2 separate regions of the Mus musculus genome follow, and region 1 is linked to region 2. The links are chromatin loops, found by intact Hi-C in ENCODE. Cell type or tissue: gastrocnemius. All regions are shown on one strand. Each heading gives the region's core, and the rest is flanking DNA. Links, peaks and the distances in the headings are about the cores only.

Evidence for each region. Peaks named below come from ENCODE experiments on the same cell type or tissue, not always from the same donor. Only the 100,000 strongest peaks of a DNase experiment are listed, where the experiment ranks them.
Region 1: it touches region 2 in a loop (2.4-fold over the local background); 3 of 42 quality-filtered maps call a loop at or near these places.

Annotation. Positions count from the first base shown.
Region 1 is chr2:166,932,556-166,936,917 of GRCm38, reverse strand. Cse1l (chromosome segregation 1-like (S. cerevisiae)) reads right to left here. Exons shown (of 25, transcript NM_023565.3): 15 at 2,029-2,165; 16 at 892-995. Among named protein-coding and RNA genes, the nearest start is that of Gm31204, 27 kb to the right of the region's middle. In gastrocnemius, for the core only: no CTCF peak of the experiment used is centred there; a DNase peak (open chromatin) is centred at 2,285.
Region 2 is chr2:166,872,691-166,877,052 of GRCm38, reverse strand. Arfgef2 (ADP-ribosylation factor guanine nucleotide-exchange factor 2 (brefeldin A-inhibited)) reads right to left here. Exons shown (of 39, transcript NM_001085495.2): 29 at 3,347-3,477; 30 at 3,061-3,190; 31 at 425-560. Among named protein-coding and RNA genes, the nearest start is that of Cse1l, 31 kb to the left of the region's middle. In gastrocnemius, for the core only: no CTCF peak of the experiment used is centred there; DNase peaks (open chromatin) are centred at 1,033, 1,348 and 1,925.

The DNA.
Region 1 (4,362 bases), core at 777-3,276, 60 kb before region 2:
AAACATGTTAAAATGCTAAACATATGAAGCCATAGTCTGGACTGTAAAAACTTTGCCTAGCAACAGGCAGGTACCTAAAAGCACAGAGCACGGGAGAGGCGTACATTGGGAAACTACTGAAGGCTCATTAGTAGCCCTGGAGGTTCATTTCCAGAATCAGGGTTGACCACAAAGCCCCACTACCACATGCTTGGTCTAAGAAGCAGAAATTTCACTTCTCTGGCTGTGAAATGTCCTCAACCTGAATAAAGACTCACATCAACCCAGCCTGAGGTAAGGCACTCAGGATGTGACAATATTTATTGAAAAGGTCACAACGCCATGCACACAGGCACACAGTAACAGAGACCACAGATCACTTTGGTCCCTCATGGTGCTGAAACCCATGAATATCCACCTTGATTCAAAGTCACATATACATACACTCCCCTCAGGGAGTTCCTTTGGAAAGCATGCATCATGATTTTGAAAGCAATAGAGACCTCTGAGATGTGACAGTGAGATTGTTCCGGAAGTTAAAGCTGGCACCGAGCTCTCCTAGCACATGGCAGGGCATCCTGTGCCAGCACCCCTGGGAGCTAAGTGCAGGTGGCCCTGCTTTACCATACTCAGCAGAGCACAGTCAACAGACACTATTTCATGAGCTAATTTGAAATAACTCTGAAAATAACTCTATGAAAGAAAAATTAAAATTTACTACAGGTCTAAAGTAAAATGTTAGTTAACAAAGTAACATTTATTTTACTTTTAAAAAAAAAAGCAGAAAAATTTTTGTTTGAACAGACAGTACCTAGTTTTTGAAGTATGGAAACCTGATGTATAACTACAGAGTGTTTACCTTGTAATCTGAGGTTAGATAGTTATGGTCTAAACACCAGGGAAACGGCCTACCTTTCATAATATATTCATTTTCTGAAGAGCCAGGAAGTGTGAGAGCTTTGAAAAGGTTTGTTAGCAGAATCTCAACAAACGGTGCGATTTCTGCAGCTGTAAAACTATAGACGAGAAAACAGCTTTCAGTCACTACGAACTCTCAGCCTTTCACTGTGGAGTGCCCTGGGCAAACACTACATCACACTTCTTGGCACAAAATGAGCCATCTCTCACCACTGACAATTGTGGGCACATCTAGGAAGTAACTGCTTACATGCGCTCATGTTCAGTTCCTAATGACACAACGGGGTCAAGCATAACTGAACAAACACACCAGTGAGCTCAGTGGCCTCTTGCTCCTGTCTACAACCACAGAGAACAGCGCCCACAATCAGAAGGGTTTCAGCCACCTTCTTTTCTTGAAGGTACAGCAAATGACCTCTGCATTCACACCTGGGCCTGAAGGCGCCTCTCAGGATGTCCTTTCATCCTGTGTGGCCACTGAGAGCGTTTGTGCTCAAGGCTGGGTGAAGATCAGAGCCCAAGACTGTGTTCCATGTCTTACCTAGCACTTGGTGTCAAGACTTAACACTGAAAAACGGTCTGACAGTCATGCAGAACCCTCCTGTGCATTTCATCTGGCATCAGACACAAGAGCTACTTTCCTGACACCCAAAGAATGAGTTATTCAACTGAAGTGTATCTCAGAGCTGAGAACAAGAGAGCTATGCGCAGCAGCAGTTGGGAGACACTGCAGACACATGCGGCCACACAGTGTCTGACGAAGCCCTTTGCTTTACTCTCAATAAATACTCAAGTCTCCATGTTTCCCTCTCTCCTGACTGCTGACAAGACTTCAAATAAAGCTAGCAGGCTTGTCATTATATGAGGCCTCCTGACATACATTTGTTTGTTTTCAACAACCTCACAATTGTTATTTTACTCTGCTCTAATTCATTAATAGAATGACTCTATTTAGTGAATTGCCTTACATCCTTTTGGAAAGAGAAGTTAAATGAATAAAAATTACACATATAAGTTTTTCTAAATACTAATGACATTAGGAAAACACCCTGAGACATCTCACACCAGTAAGGTATACCCCTCTGCCTTAAGCTAAAAAGTACAGGAAACACTCAGAAATCAAATACTTACAGAGTGGTATTGTTTGACCCTCTCATAGTGAACAGCCTTTCGAGAGCATGTGCGGCATAAGTGTGGACGACAATACTCTCAGCCTCCAGGTGACTGATCAAGAGGGGAATAGAGACTAGGAGGTGCTCTTTTGGTACCTGAAAAACATTACCATATCTTCTAAATCCAATGTTACTTTTTAGAAAAAGAAATGGAAAACCACTGCGTTGACATTAATAACCAGGCCCACAGCTCCCCCCTGCTGTGCTGTGACAGGCTGTATTGTTGATAGAGTGAGGTCTGCACGGCTGTGTTCCCAAGCACGGTTTATTAGGAAGTATTTACTCATGTGTATGAGTGTGTGCTCTGTGCATTCAGGGCCTGCGGTCAGATCCTCTGGAGCTGGAGTAGAGACAGGTATGAGCCCCTTCTCTAGCCATTAACTCCACTGTCGCCCCCCATTCTTTTCTGAACTCCTGGCATGATGAAGGCAGAATCTTAAAACAAGTAAGCACACCAAAATATTGAAAAACAGCTTTCTACAATTTTAAGAACCATACTTTAAAATAATTCAAAGTTATTTTACATATGGTAGTTCAAATTGTGTTTGAGCACGTGGAGGAGAGCTCACACCTTGCAGGAGGCACCGCTCTTCTATGTGGATTTTCAAAACTGAATTCTGGTTCCCAGCCTTGGCCACAGATGCCTTTACCAGCTGAGTCATCCTGCTGGAGCCACACTGGAAGTATTTAACTAGGTTATCGCCAAGGGTGTGAATACCCAGAGAGGGACTGGAAAGACGGCTCGGAGGTTAAGACACTGATCTTTCGGAGGACCCAGGTCCAATCTCCAGCAAACACATGGTGGCTCACAACCATCTGTAACACCAGTACCAGGGAATCTGATGCCCCCTGATGACAGGCAAGGGCACCAGGCACACATGTGGACTACATGTGCATTGTAAGCAAAACTCTCACACACATAACAAACTTAAAACATCCTTGTACTTCCAAGTTAGGATAAATTAAGGAAGTAAGTATAAATAGAACATCACTAATGTTACATTAAGAGGAGTATAGCGGTGCATATTTTTAATTCCTGGAAGGAGTATCTGAAATGTTAGGCCGACCTGGTCTCATAGTGAGTCCCAAGCCAGTCTAGGCAAACTGTAGGACACTGTTGTGAAGACAATGCAAAGCCCAAATCAAAAGAAAGAATTATCCTACAGTGATTTATTTCCTTTTCAATTTTCCCCCAGAAGAACCAGTAACACTTCATTGGTGATAACCCTGGGGCCATTTGGTGGTCTAGTCTAAGTTGCGGTTTTCCTTTGAGACAGGACATCCTCAAGTGGCCTTGCTTACGGAGGCCACCCTGCTTTTGCCTCTCAGACTCCCGAATCCCGGGAGTACATGTATAGGCAGCCATAGCCGGCTGCAGACAGTGGTCTTTAAATTTCCACCTTTCACAGGGGCTAGCCAGGTCTAGGCAGGAAATGTAGAAGATGAATCTGGAACATCTTATCATTTGAGAAAAACTAGCAATGACTTTAGACTCTATATAAAGTAGACACAGAAGCAATATGCCAGAGGCCTGTTAGCCAAAAATAGGCAGCTAAACCATCCTAAAGCCTGTATGAGTAAGATAACTACAAGAATGTTTTCTATAGAAACTGACAACTATATTATCTCCTGACAACATTGTAGCAATGTTAAAATACAGTAAAAATCATGAGGTGTGTATTTTGTAAGTAAACCTAAGAATATGCAAAATATTAAAATGTTATAAAAAGAAGAGATGATGGTGAGCTTTTCTTTTTTTCTTTTTTTTTTTTTGGTTTTTCGAGACAGGGTTTCTCTGTGTAGCTCTGGCTGTCCTGAACTCACTCTGTAGACCAGGCTGGCCTTGAACTCAGAAATCCACCTGCCTCTGCCTCCCAAGTGCTGGGATTAAAGGCGTGCACCACCACGCCCGGCGACCATGCTATTTCTAAAAGTGGACAGCTGTCATTGAGTGCTTGGATAATAACACAAATAATAATAGAAAACATAAGTAATATGACAAAGTATATCCATGATGCATTTTTCCTCTCTTGGGAGAAATCAAGTGGTCAGCTCCAACAAGATGGAAATACAGATGCTTGCGGCCATGCCTGATGTTCGCTCCGCCCACATGTCAGGAGAGGACCACTCCAGCCATTTGTCTTCTGACCTCTGTACTTATGCTGTGGCATACCCATTTATCCCATATACATGTATTAATTCAAGCTAGACTAGAGGATCAAGACACTACCGTGAGGATACACTGAGCCAGAAGCAGTGTGCAATGCCGCACTTTTTTAATGAACTGTCCTAA
Region 2 (4,362 bases), core at 867-3,366:
TAAATAAGATGTCACTGATGTAGCTGGTGATAGTAACTCCAAAAGTACTTTAAAAAATAGTTTACTATAAAAAAATTACAAACACATAAAACTTGAAAGAAGGGAGTTGAGGGAATAGCTCATGGACACACGGATGTACACACGGATGGACAGACACAGGCTGGGAGGAAAGGAGGGAGGGAGAAACGGAGGGGAATTAAAAAAAAAACAAACTTTAAAGCACAAAAGTGCATCTCACCCTTTAAAACAAAAACAACAAAATCCACCTTTAAACTGTGCTTATAAATCAACCTGGGAAGGGACTGGTGGACTGAATTGTACACAGTGACCCTTGGCATTGCATTTATACTTTTATGACAGAAAATTAATTCCTCATAAAGACTGTGTACGAGGAAACACTGCCCCTCCCTCACTTAATGAATACCTTGTTTCACGCACCACTGCAGCTGCGCAAACACATCAGAGAGAAGCACTTCATGCAAAGCTTCGTAGAACTGGGTGAATACGTCACAAATAGCGTACAGTGCATGATTGCACGTGGTCGTCATCCACTCTGATTTCTGAAAGGAAAAAAAATGAATCTTCAAAACCAACATCTCTAGGGTAAGATGGCTGCTCTTGCAAGCCTGGCTGTCACTCACATAAGTATCGACATCTCAAACCTGACTGCTTCTGCTTGCTCAGAACTACTCTCTCCACCGTCAGATCCTACAGAAACAGTCAGGCGGGTGAGGAAATGTTTGCAGAAGAAAATGTCCACCCCTGTAACATTCAGACTCTGAAAACTGCATGGTGTGATAGGCTTCACTGTGGACTCACAAATATTAAACTGTCCCTTAAAATAATATGGGAAAATAAAGACAACTGCATACGGGCTAAAGAGATGGCTCAGCAGTCGAGGGCACTTGCTAGGCAATCACGAGAGCTGGAGTTCAGATTTCACAGCCTTGGAACAAGCTTACCGTCCCAGGCACCCATTGCCCCATGTGTGGGAAGGGCTGAGGGAATATGGCGCCGCTGGGGTTTGCCAAGAGGAGACAATGAGAGCCTCACATTCACCAGGAGAGCTTGACTCAAAGTAATAGTGGACTATGAAAGAGGCGGTCACCCAGCACCTTATCCTGCCCCCCCCCACACTCTTTCAAAAAATGACGGCATAAAAGTACCAGAGAAATATAAAAATGATTACACAATGACAGAAAAGAAAAGTGTCACGAATAGGGTTCTCAAAATAAAAGCCAGAAGGAAATGAAACTGAAGACCTGGTAACATAGCGTAAATAAAGACCAGCACAGGTGCTGGCCTACAGAGCCCCACCCCTGACCAAGAAGCCATCTGCAGCTGACAGTTGCCAGGAAAGGGAAATCCACTTTCCGCAATGGAGCGATACAGAGTGAGGAGTTACACTGTGTGTGTGTGTGTGTGTGTGTGTGTGTGTGTGTGTGTGTGTGTGTGTGTGTGTTTTTTAAGACAATGAGAAAGAACAAAGTTGGGTATGCGGGAAGAATGTGGGAACAGTTGGAGGAGGGGAAAACACAACCAAAATATACTGTGTGAGGAAAGTTTTAAGCTGGACGTTGGTGGTGCACATCTTTAATACCAGCATCTGGGAGGCAGAAGCAGGCGGATTTTTGAGAGTTTGAGGCTAGCCTGATCTATATATGGAGTCCAGAACAGCCAGAAAAAACTAAATAAAAAGAAAATAAAGATACCAATGAAAAAGTAAGACTACAAAGTGACCTTCGGGTCCACCCAGGCTGGAGGATGACACTGCCTCAAAAACAAAACACACAAGTGAAAAACCAACCAAACCCAGCCCCTCAACAAACAGAAGAGGAAGCAACTGGGAAAAGCTGATGACACAGGACAAAAAGCCAGGTCCAAAAAGCCAGGTCCCAATAGGAAGATGTGGTGATCAGTGGTGGCAGCCAGCCAGCCAGCCAGCAGAGCCTCTGCCCGTGCAGAGCACCGAGGTAAATGAAAGCAAAGGCTGGATAGTGTGGGGAAAGGGGAAGGCCCACAGTGCCCTGCAGACATGCAAGCCATGGTGTGTGGACATGAATGCAGAAGTTAGGCCTCCCGGATTCCTGTCCTCAATTACAAGGGAATTTAGGAACGCTCACTTCAGAGCGTCGCCCAGCGAGCATGAGGACTGAGTCCAATCCCCAGACCCCTAGAATCTGTGTAGAAAGCTATGCGGGGGCTGGGCATTGCAGAAACAAACCCTAGAGCTGGAGCACACGTGCGGACCACATGCTTCCTGCATGCTAGACAAGCATTTTTCTGAAATGAATATTTATCTATCTATTTATGATGAGGAAAAAATTACTCTAACATTAAAGAACAGGACAAATGTCTACACTAGGACTTCAACTGTATAAACTGTTTAAGTAGGAAAAGACAACATAGTGGTAGCCTCAGTTTCTATGTGATAGAGGTGTGAACTCTGTGTATCCGGAATATTTCATCTAGTGCATGTTATTTTTATGCTGGTATGAGGGGGAAATGATGTTCCTGAAATAATACATTAATAAAGGGCCAGTCAGGTAGTGATGGCACACACTCGTAATTTCAGCACTCAGGAGGCAGAGGCAGGTGGATAGCTATGACTGTGAGGCCAGCCTGGTTTACAAACTAAGTTCTAGGTCAGCCAGGGCTACACAAATAAACTCTGTCATAAAAAGACAAAAAAGAAAAAGAAAAGAAGACAGCTGTGCTTGTCTTGTCTGTGCATCTCTGCCATTGCTCTCGATCCTGCAAGACCAGGTCAGAGCGTGGCACACACAAGAAGAGCAGCCATGAGCCTGCAGAGCTGGCAGGCAGTGTCCAGGTCCAGGAGGGCAAACCATGAGGAACTTCCTCTCCCTTTTCCCAGAAAGGGATCTCCCAGAACTAGCTGACACTGGTCTAAGATGGTCAGTGCTTCTGTCCACTTGTAGAAGCATCTTAAATAGTTGTTAAGTTGTTAAACCCCTGTTATCTGGCAAGACAACCCCAAGGAGGAGGCCGGCCATGGGCCCATTACATCTACTCACAGGCCACACTGTAGACATCACCCACCTCTGACTGTTGCTCAGGGAGTTTCATGTTGTCAAAAATTCGAAACACGATTCTGAACAGGTCCTGCCACCAGTGCTTTGCAAAGGTGTGGCCATAGCTCTTCATAATCTCAAACATGACCGTGAGTCCCCTGGGGGAAAAATAAAGGAGAGCAGGGAGAAGGTGAGGAAGAAATGGCCAAACTGAGATGGAGGCAAGGGTCAGGGAGGGGAGGTGTGAACCTGGGGTGGGGTAAGAAGCGACTCATTTTAACATTGATGTCCAGCTGCCTTGGGGATCCAGTTACCTTGTGCGTACATCTAACTTGCATCTGTTAATGATGCAGGAGAGTTCAAACAGGATGGGAAACCAGCCTCTGACCCAGACCCTGTCACCAGGAGCCACATTCATATCATCACTTGTGTACTCTTGCAGCACCTGAAATGAAAATCATGTCTCAGATGTAGTGTAAGCAAGCAGGAGGGGTCAGAAAAGCAGCCACACAAAGACTGAGGCTCTAGACAATCTTTTCCCAAACTCTCTTCCGAAGTCTAGAAGGGGAAATCCCAGAGACCGAGGGAGACATTCCCCTGCCCACTGAAGGTGTCATTCCCATGAGCCTACAGACCAGAGGGAGGCAGCTCACAAGAGCACTGGGGCAGAGAGTGAATGTTACATTAAGAAACATGCTAAGGGGCTGGAGAGATGGCTCAGCTGTTAAGAGCACTGACTGCTCTTCCAGAGGCCCTGAGTTCAATTCCCAGCAACCACATGGTGGCTCACAACCATCTGTAATGGGATCCGATGCCCTCTTCTGGGGTGTCTGAAGACAGCTACAGTGTACTCATATACATAAAATAAATTAGTAAGTAAATCTTAAAAAGAAAAAGGAAAGATGCTAATGATCAACGGCTGCTAAGTACCCAGAATTCCTTGTGTTTCCAGAAATCACTGCGACATAGTACTCAATAGCAGCTACTACTAGTTACAAAGAGCTTGCTATGTGCCCATTTTACTGACAAGCTGCCTGGCTCACAGGCACTGACACCTAAGTGGTTGTCCATTATGTAGCCCGGCTGGGAGGATTTCCACAGCCTGGTGCAAACCTCCACATCAACTAGGATGTCTGTGTTCCCATCATTTCAATGCTTTGGAACCAACCCTTAATTGTTCCCAGGTCTTACCCGGAAAGATGAGACATATAAGAAAAACCCAGGGCTGGTGAGATGGCTCAGTGGGTAAGAGCACCTGACTGCTCCTCCAAAAGGTCCGGAGTTCAAATCCCAACAACCACATGGTGGCTCACAACCATCCGTAAGGAGA